Linked DNA regions of Homo sapiens: regions 1 and 3 are each linked to region 2. Evidence: chromatin contacts called from ENCODE Hi-C or POLR2A ChIA-PET data. All regions are on one chromosome and are shown on one strand. Each heading gives the region's core, a stretch centred on a gene start or an enhancer-like site at or near the end of the contact. The rest is flanking DNA. Distances are from core to core; before and after follow the strand shown.

The links. A loop is a pair of places that touch in the nucleus more often than their neighbours do. ChIA-PET counts read pairs that join two places held with the same protein, here RNA polymerase II (POLR2A). Pooled maps may share reads with other maps.
Region 1: a loop to region 2 is called in a pooled map, with 5 times the contacts of the local background. The contact joins the enhancer-like site here to the promoter of AP5Z1 in region 2. A Hi-C loop is called at or near these places in 2 of 50 pooled maps. POLR2A ChIA-PET finds 5 or more read pairs at or near these places in 2 of 52 experiments (CD4-positive, alpha-beta T cell and activated B cell).
Region 3: a loop to region 2 is called in a pooled map, with 16 times the contacts of the local background. The contact joins the promoter of ZDHHC4 here to the promoter of AP5Z1 in region 2. A Hi-C loop is called at or near these places in 1 of 37 single-sample maps with no recorded cell type and 4 of 50 pooled maps. POLR2A ChIA-PET finds 5 or more read pairs at or near these places in 1 of 52 experiments (CD4-positive, alpha-beta T cell).

Annotation. Positions count from the first base shown.
Region 1 is chr7:3,091,138-3,094,182 of GRCh38, reverse strand. It overlaps LOC105375130 (a long non-coding RNA gene), which reads left to right. Exons shown (of 2, transcript XR_007060191.1): 2 at 1-57. Among named protein-coding and RNA genes, the nearest start is that of CARD11, 49 kb to the right of the region's middle. Within about 2 kb of position 1,587, at least 9 of the 41 ENCODE cell types and tissues checked have a DNase peak (open chromatin) inside an H3K27ac peak, as active enhancers do; they include CD4-positive, alpha-beta T cell, where a contact is called at or near this core.
Region 2 is chr7:4,773,592-4,776,973 of GRCh38, reverse strand. AP5Z1 (adaptor related protein complex 5 subunit zeta 1) reads right to left here and starts at 1,351. Exons shown (of 17, transcript NM_014855.3): 1 at 1,218-1,351. The coding sequence starts at 1,258. RefSeq lists enhancers at 673-782, 803-862, 1,203-1,272, 1,703-1,792, 1,833-1,882 and 2 more and a silencer at 1,393-1,522.
Region 3 is chr7:6,575,839-6,578,862 of GRCh38, reverse strand. It overlaps ZDHHC4 (zDHHC palmitoyltransferase 4), which reads right to left and starts at 1,409. Exons shown (of 8, transcript NM_001134389.2): 1 at 1,365-1,409; 2 at 143-297. RefSeq lists an enhancer at 166-781 and a silencer at 1,060-1,389.

The DNA.
Region 1 (3,045 bases), core at 338-2,837, 1.7 Mb after region 2:
TCTGAAGGGAGTGATGTAAATCAAGCCATGCTTATGATTAAAAACATCCAACGTTCAGCTCAGTTGTTTGTCCTATTTTGGCAACATCCTATTCTTTTGTTGTTGCTGTTTTTGAGATAGGATCTTGCTCTGGGGCCCAGACTGGAGTGCAGTGGTACAATCATGGCTCACTGCAGCCTCAACCTCCTGGGCTCAAGTGATCCTCCTGCCTCAGCCTCCCGAGTAGCTGGGACTATAGGTGTTCACCACCATGCCTGGCTAGTTTTTTAATTTTAATAGAGATGAGGTCTCATTATGTTACCCAGACTGATTTCAAACACCCAGGCTCAAGTGATCCTCCCACCTCAGCCTTCCAAAGTGCTGCCATTACAGGTATGAGCCACCACACCTGGCCAACCTTCTCCTCTTATCTGTGGGAAACCTTGGGGCATTACTGAAGAAAAAATTGTGATGTCCAAATCCTGCACTGTACCCCAGTGCAAGGTGGTAGGTGTTGAAGTAGAAAATGATAAGACGTAAATCGTCAGCAAAAGCCAAAGAGAGAGGTAAAAAATGTATGAGCACTAAATGAATTGATTTTCATAAAATTAGCGTTATACTGTATAATAATGTTTCCCAATATAAAGTCTTTTTCATATTAATATTTATAACATTGTAAAGATTAAATCATACCTTTGTGATTATTTTAATTTTTTTTAACCTTATTCTGTTCCAAAGATAAAGCTTGGTTGTGTTTTTTGTGTGTGTGGGGGGGGGGTTTGGGTTTTTTTTGGCCTTTATCTTTAGAATGTTCTAGTGACATTCTGAATTCTTCCAACAGGGCGATATTGTTATTTTAATAATGGTTATGCACAACACATATAGGAATCTGTCATGGAGTTGGTGGGAATGAAAAGGCTACTTAGATACCCAGCTTGAAAAGCTTTCATGTTTTTATGTTTAATTTGCAACAATCTTCCTTCTTTGCACAGGAGGTGATACATTACTGAAATAGGAGATCAGGCCAGGTGCGGTGCCTCACGCCTATAATCCCCACACTTTGGGCAGCCAACGTGGGAGGATCACTTGAGCTTCAGAGTTTGAGACCAGCCTGAGCCACATAGCAAGACCCCCCTTTTCTACAAAAAAAAAAAAAAAAATTAAAAATTAGCCGAGCATGGTGGCATGCATCTGTGGTCTCAGCTACTCAGGAGGCTAAGGCAGGAGGATTGCTTGAGCCCGGGAGGTAGAGGCTGCAGTGAGCTATGATTGAACCACTGCACTCCAGCGTGGGCAACAGAGCAAGACCTTGCTCTAAAAAATTAAAAAAAAAAAAATAGGAAGGAAGAAAATAGGAAATCAACCAATGCAGCTCTCACCACCTCCTACATCCGGTTCTGGGGTTCTGGGTGGTGGGGCGCCTGCGTCCTGCTGTAGGGTCAGGACAAACAGGCATGGCTGCACAGCTGTGCTCCCCCTGGCTGGCTCCCGCAGGCTCCCAATGCCTTTGGGAGGTCAGCCTCTCAAGCTGAGTGCCCAGAAACTACACAAACCCCAACAGGCCGTGCAGGAAATGAGACCCACAGCCACGTCACCAGCCTCATTTTTGCAAGCTGATGGAGGTGGGGAAACCCTACCCTTCTTCCTTTAGCAGCAATAGCTTTTCTTTTTTTTTTTTTTATCATGCTTTTTTTTTCATACTTACCAATATTTTTAAGTTTGAGCTTCATTTCAAATTTTTGACCTGAGTAATGATGCCATGCACACAGTTTGCCCAATCTTTCCCCAGCTACCTCTTGGGTCCTATATTAGTATGCTGGGCCTGCCACGACAAAGTACCACAAACAGGGCAACTTAAACAACAGAAATGTATGGCCTCATGGGGCTGGAGGCCAGAGGTCCAAGATCAAGGTGTTGGTAGGGTTGGTTCCTTCTGGGGGCAGAGAACCTGCCCCAGGCCTCTCCCCAGCTCCCGGTGGTTCTCCACAATCTGCAGTGATCCTCGACTTGTAGACGCATCCCTCTGATCTCCACCTTCATCCTCACGTGTGCTCTCCTGTGTGTCTGTGTCCAAATTTCCCTTTTCATGAAGACACTAGTCATCTTGGTTTAGGGCCCACCCTAAGAACCTCATCTTGACTTGATTATCTGCAAAGACCCTGTTTCCAAATAAGATGGCATTTGCAGGCATTGGGGGTTAGGACATGATCTTTTGGAGGTTTAACATCGTTTGTGGGGACATGATTTAGCCCTGACAGGCGCCCTCCTTGCCTGGGTCTCTTCCGTCACCACCCAGTGCAGGCCGTGAGCTCGCTCCATCTGACTTAGAGAGCCCATCCCCTCCTCCACTCTGTACTGTCTCTGATCCCTTCTCCTGCCGGAGGGTGGAGGGGTGGGTGCCCCAGGAAGCAGACTCAGAGAGGGAGGAGACTGTGCAGGAGATCTGTCAAGGGGTTCTCTTAGGACTGGCATCCGGGGAAGGGAAAAGTACAGAATTAGGCAGGAAGGATATTGAGCTTTGAGGCAGCCTCCGTGAAGGCTTCAGACAACCCTGAAGGGAATCTGGAAATGGGGTGGGGAGACCCTCAGAGCTGAGTCTGGGCCTTTTTACCCCTCGTTGATCATGCATCAGCTGCTGGCTGTCCTGGAATGGAGTATGCCTCAGAGCCAGCACGTTCCCCACAGCCACTATCCCTGAAGGATGGGGAGCCGGGACTTTCTGCCAGCAGCCCTCCCACCACCCAGGGACTAGGCCTTCATTTCTGCAGGGCCATGTGGTGGGGGCAGTCCAGCCCCCTGCGAGCAGCCAGGGTGGCCTTTATTTTTATTTTTTTAAGATAGGGTTTCTCTCTTGTCGCCCAGGCTGGAGTGCAGGGGCAGGATTGTAGCTCACTGAAGCCTTGAACTCCCGGGTTCAAGCAATTCTCCCACCTCAGCCTCCTGAGTAGCTGGGACTACAGGTGTGTACCTTCACGCCTGGCTAATTATTTTTTGTAGAGCTGGGGTCTCACTGTTTTGCCCAGACTGTTCTCGAACTCATGGCCTCAAGTGATTCTCCTGACTCAG
Region 2 (3,382 bases), core at 102-2,601:
AATCTTTCCCACCAATTGGTCTAGCTCTGAGTCCAGGTTTGCTTGTTTGTTTTGACATGGAGTCTCGTTCTGTCACCCAGACTGGAGTCCAGTGGTGCGATCTTGGCTCACTGCACCCTCGGCCTCCTGGGTTCATGCACTTCTCCTGCTTCGGCCTCTCACCTCACCAAGTTTGTTTACGTTTACCAAGGGGCTGTAGTGCTGGCTGTATTTTCTTTACTTTTTTTCTTTTTTCTTTTGAGACGGAGTTTCGCTCTGTCCCCCAGCCTGGAGTGCAGTGGCGCCATCTCAGCTCACTGTAACCTCCACCTCACAGGTTCAAGCAATCCTCCTGCCTCAGCCTCCCGAGTAGCTGGGATTACAGTCACCCACCACCACGCCCGGCTAATTTTTTTTTTTTTTTTTTTTTTTGTATTTTCAGTAGAGACGTGGTTTCCTCATGTTGGGCACGCTGGTCTCGAACTCCTGACCTCAGGTGATCCGCCTGCCTTGGCCTCCCAAAGTGGTGGGATTACAGGCGTGAGCCACCACGCCCGGTCAGCATTTTCTTCTTTTAAACATGTAGTATGAAGTCTTTGCCTGTTTGGTGGACCGTGAGTCTGTTCAGTCCTGGCTTACACTGTTTTCCCCCATGACTGGTTAGTTGGTGAGGAAGGAGCTACTCACTCGTTACTGGGAGTCCAGACACAGCCTGAAACCAGCCTGGAGGGTGATTTCTCAGCCTAGCTAATACATCCGCGCAAGAGAGATCTTTTTAAGTCACAAAACCCTCCCACGGTTCCGCAAAGCCCTCGGATGGCCTCCAGCTCCCCAGCCTGGCACACAGCCTTATTCCTTAGCAGGCCTCCGGACACTGTGACTTTGCGTTCTTGACTGTGAGGCACTGAAATCTCCCGGCTGCCCGATTTCCTGCCAGACGCGGAGTTCTCACCGCCAAGCCTTTGACTAAACTGTCGACTGGGTCCCACCCCACTTGCTTTCACTCACCAAGACTCTGCTCAAGTGTCACCTCCTCCGGGGACCCACCATGACCCTCCCCGACCTCCTCACCCCAAGCCTGGCCGCCGTGTTGCCTTACCCGATCCCCAAGTCTCGAGGGCGAGTCCAGTCGGGTTCCTGCAAGGCTGGCGCCCAAGCCCCTGCCCTGTGAGACCCACCCCCGTGTGCCCCTAGGGAGAGATGCAGGAAGGAGGGCCGGGGCCGCAGCTCCCCCGTACCTGGCCTGGTGGAGCAAACTCTCCGCTCCTGCCGAGAACATCACGCCGCCGCCACCAGACGCGCACGAACCTCGGAAACTCCAGGAGCTGCAGCCCAGGAGCTCCGCACCCCGGTCAACTTCCGGGACCGCGTCACGTGAGCGCAGCGGCCTTACGTGGCTGCGTCACGTGCCGCATCACATGAGCAGGAGGGACAGGTTGCCGACCAATGGGCTTTGGCGTGGAGCGACTGGGGCGGGGCGTAGGTGCCGCGGCCGGGGGTCCGGGTCGGCGCCTGGGAGCTGCGGAATCGCGCGACCCCGGAACCTCGGCACTCTGGAGCCCCGGCGCCCTTCGACCCCGGAAAGCATTTCGGCGGAAATTGGGCGCCTGGGGCTTTGGGAGAGGGCATTGCTGGCCCCAAAGTGTCACTGCCCCAGTTCTGGTTTCTGTTTCGTAAACAGCTTTGTCGTGCGGGAGTCCCTTTGCTAAGTACGACCTGAAAATCTGATGCAAACTCCGACACTTGTGGGCTGAGCCCAGCAGTGTCCAGCAGTTTGCAAGGAATAGCCGCGGCTCTGGGCAGTTTTGGGGATTTTTTGAGCTCCCATTTATTGAGCACCCATCCCGCGCTGTTCCTGCTGCTTGAAACGAAAAAATCCCTTATTCAATCCCCACGGTATTCATGGGATCTCGCGATCTCTGTTTTACAGATGAGGCCACAGGCTCGGAGAGGGGAAGTTTCTGTTCATTCTAACGGATGTGTTGGGTGCCCAAATGTGCTGGGCCCTGGCCATAAGTTTGCCATCCTGCAGACGGCCGAGGGACACAGGGCGACACGCCAGCGTCATGATAAACGCTATGACAGCCTGACCTGGTTGGGGGTCCAACCGGAGGAGGAAGGCTTCGGCGACTGCGGCCTAAGATGAGCCCAGAGGGTGTCCAGACCAAGGGGTGGGGAGGGACGGGCCTAGGGTAGCGATCTGCTTCCTATGGCTTAAATGCACCCCAGGAGGAAACTGATCTCTGGCCGCAGGGGAGATAATGGATTGGGAAGCTCCTGAGGGAGAAAGGAGGCTGGTGCAGTTGTGGTCCAGGTAAGGGAGGTTGCCCCGAAAGTAGGCAGATTCAGTACCATTTAGAGGTAGGATTTGCACCACCTGTGATTGAGGAATTTGCAGGCAGGAGGAAGAAAGTGGAAAAATCAAGGGTAACTTCATGTTTGTGGGGTGTCTGTCTGGGGCAGAAAAGGACGAGGAAATTTGTGCCAAGAGTCATTCATTAAGTGGACAAGCGATGATTGAGTCCTAGCTGCGCTAGGCACTGCTGAAGGTTCTGGGGAATAGGGTAGGGGTGGGAATCAATGTTGCGTAGATAGGGTGGGTCAAGGTTAGGCCTTGAAGGGATAAGCCCCGAGAAGACCCCTGGATGGAAGGAAGGAGGAGGAGGAGGGAGGGCTTCCTGCAGGAGTTCCAAACATGGCTTTGAGATGCCCTAGGGCGCCCAGTGATGTCTGAGGGCACCTGGTGCAGAGAATGAAGAGATGGGAATCGGTGGATGGTGAGCGGTGGATGGGAGTCGGTGGAGTGCGGCGGGTGCCCCTGGAGCCGCAGGTTGAAGACTGGCAAAGGAAAGCTGGTGACAGGTAGTCTATGGAAAGCCTACTGCCAGTGTTTAACGTTTACTAGGGTAAAACGTCCACACCAAAGCGCACAAATCTTAAATGAACTCCACTATTTACATTTCTAGAAATCGGTGGTAAATTTGCAAATGTCTTAAGCCTCGGCTCCATTGGCGACGGTGGGGAGCCGGGGGTTGATTTGTGTTTGATAATTTCTGTGGTGTAAATGTTCCTGCCATGGTTTGAGTTCAAGACCTAGACCATTTCCAGCTCCCCAGAGGTTCCCCGCTGTGGCCCCCTCCCAGTCAACGCCCACTCCCTTCCCCCACAAGTAACTGCTAGTCTCTCTTATCACCAGAGATTAGTTTTGCGTCTTTTTATACTTCATGCAAATGGAATCGTACCGTACTTAGCTTTTCTTGTTCGTCCATGAATATTTGGTCGGTTTCCAGATTTTGACAATAACGAATAGAGCTGCAGTGCACAATTGTATGTCTTCTGGGGTTCTGAGAGATGCACCCCTCTTTGTTGTATAGATACCAGGTTCACAGGGAAGCTAACTTTA
Region 3 (3,024 bases), core at 160-2,659, 1.8 Mb before region 2:
GGTCACTTTTGACCTTAGCAGATAAGATTCTGGGCTGTAATGCCAAGTGAGATAACCAAACAAGAAGCTATTCATGACATGATAGGTGAGAGTAAACAAACAGCAGCAATTCTCACGGGGTGATTCAGGGTACCCAGCCTACATTTCTCTTGGTTGGGTAATTTTCAGCCGGCAGCTCTGGCATTCCTCTTCCCAACATTCACAGATAATTCAAACAGCAGCTCCTCTTGGGCAGCAGTGTGTGCCTGGCATGACCAGTAGCTGCCGGACATGGTTCTTCCAGGAGCCTGGATCTGGCTGCAGAGACAGATCAATTCAACACCCACATAAGACGACAAGAGTTGCAGTCAAAGGCAGAATACCTGTGGAAAAGGATTTGGAAGTAGGGGATTTTCAGCACCCCCAGCATGAATGGGTAAGACTTTGGGAGAAATGGCCCAGACTAAGTTGCTTAGGCCTGCTCCCAAATCTTTGGGAGGCCCAGGCAGGAGGATAGCTTGAGGTTAAGAGTTCGAGACCAGCCTGGGCAACACAGTGAGATCACTGTCCCTACATAAAAATTTAAAAATCAGTGGGGCGTGGTGGCCCGCGCCTGTGGTCCCAGCTACTTGGGAGGCTGAGGTGGAAGGATGGCTTGAGCCCAGGAGGTCGAGGCTGCAGTGAGCTGTGATCGTGCCACTGCCTTCCAGCCTGGGCCATAGAGCTGGACCCCATCTCTAAAAACAATAAAAGAGGCCGGGCGCGGTGGCTCACGCCTATAATCCCAGCACTTTGGGAGGCCGAGGCGGGTAGAACACCTGAGGTCAGGAGTTCGAGACCAGCCTGACCAACATGGTGAAATCCGTCTCTACTAAATACAAAAAAAATTAGCTGGGCGTGATGGCGCATGCCTGTAATCCAAGCTACTGGGGAGGCTGAGGCAGAATTGCTTGAATCCGGGAGGCGGAGGGTGCAGTAAGCCGAGATCGCGCCACTGCACTACAGCCTGGGAAACAAGAGCGAAACCCCGTCTCAAAATACAATAATAATAAAGACTTTGTGAGAAACAGCTAGTTGGGAAGAAATAAGCCAAGTCGGTAGCCTTGGGTCTCTCCCCGCCACTCCCCATTAGGGCCTCCCGAAGCCACCCCCATCCAAGGCACCTCCTGGGCGGGCCTGGTCGGAGATTTCCCTGGGGGCTGGAGCCCTGGTAGGGGGACGTGGAGTGCAGCAGGCTCGGAGGGGACACCGGGGCCGCCCCGGACTCGGGCGAGGTGGGGGTGGGACGGCGGCCCTACACACAAGGGGAAAGGGAGGGTCAGAGGAGGAGACTGACGGTCCTGGGACAGCCCAAGCTTCCCACAGCCCCGCGGAGGCGGCCTTACCGCCAGCCGCTGGGCTCCGGCGCCTCCCGGGCGCGATACGAGACTTCCTGCGGGCTCGTGACATCAGCACGGCGCCCCTGAGGGGCTGACTTCCGGCGGAAGTGTGCGAGGGCCGCCGCGGGTTGCGGGGCTGGAGTAACAGTGACCTCCCCGGCGCCCTCGCAGCCAGCCTGGGGACCTCCGTGGCCGGGTGTAACCGCTGGGAAGTGCGATTTTATTTTATTTTATTTTATTTTATTTTATTTTATTTTATTTTATTTTATTTTATTTTATTTATTTTATTTTATTTATTTTATTTTATTTATTTTATTTTATTTATTTTATTTTATTTATTTTATTTTATTTTATTTTATTTTATTTTATTTTATTTTATTTATTTTATTTTATGTATTACCTATTTTCTTATTTACTTATGTATTCGTTCATTCATTCAGAAACAGCCTCGCTCTGTCGCCCAAGCCGGAGTGCAATGGCGCTATCCTAGCACACTACAACCTCCAACTCCTGGGCTCAAGCAATGCCTCCTGCCTCAGCCTCCCAAGTAGCTGGGACCACAGGTGCATGCCACCACACCCGCCTAATTTTTTTTTTTTTTTTTTTTTTTTTGTAGAGACGGGTGTCTCACTATGTTGCCCAAGCTGATCTCGAACTCCCGGGCTCAAGTGATCCTCCCACCTCGGCCTCCCAGAGTGTTGAGATTACAGGCGTGAGTCCCTGCACTGGGCTGGAAGTGGGATTTTAGAGCAGTATTGCCAGGAGACTTACAGGAGGACCGACCTGGGCCTGGTGGGGGCGATCATTCTGGGGCTGTGACAGGGACTAAGCTGCCCTGCGGCCTGCACAGAGACCAGTCATGTCCCTGCTCAGAGCCCAGCAGGGGGATCCAGGTGGCCCAGGGCAGTCACACTTAGGGGGCTCTCAGACTATGTCTGTGTGGTGGACAGAGTTTGCTTTCAGCCACCCACACTGTTGAGATCTAGCAGAACATTTCCAGCATCTTCCGTTGCAGAAGCGGGCAGAAAGCACAATGTGTACCCATCAGTCAGATTCCGCTCCATGTGTGTCCTTGCTCCTGATGACAAGGACATGTTGCTCTGTACAGCCCTAAATATCCTCGGGGCAGTGACAAATACTTGACCACAAACGTTGAGGATAAAAGGGAAGGGTGTTTGATGCTAGGCAGGCTTGGGGTAACAAGAGCTGCTTCCAAACATAGCCCTGAGAAGGCCCTGTGGGGTGTCCTTTGCTCTGACCATCTCTGAATCAGCTGAGGCCAGGGTCTATTCCTGATGCCTCTGAAGACCTGAGCCAGGCCTGTCCTCCTTTGAGGGGAAATGTCTGATCTCCAAACACTGGCCTTAAAGCTCTTCTCTTTTCCTGTCTCTTTGCTACCTACGTCAGCTTCTTGATGCGTTTTCTTTTCCTTTTTATGAAACTCCTTACCAACAGGATGCCTTCTCCTGTGTACATTGTATCCAAGGTCTTCATAAATTTATGGACCCAGAATTGAAAAACCAAGGCTCATACCTATAATTCCAGCACTTCAGGAGGCCGAGGTGGGAGGATCGCTTGAGCCCAGGAGTTTGGGAACAGTCTGGGCAACATATGGAGACCTTGTCTCTACAAAAAATTTAAAAATTAGCCGGGTGTGCTGGCATGC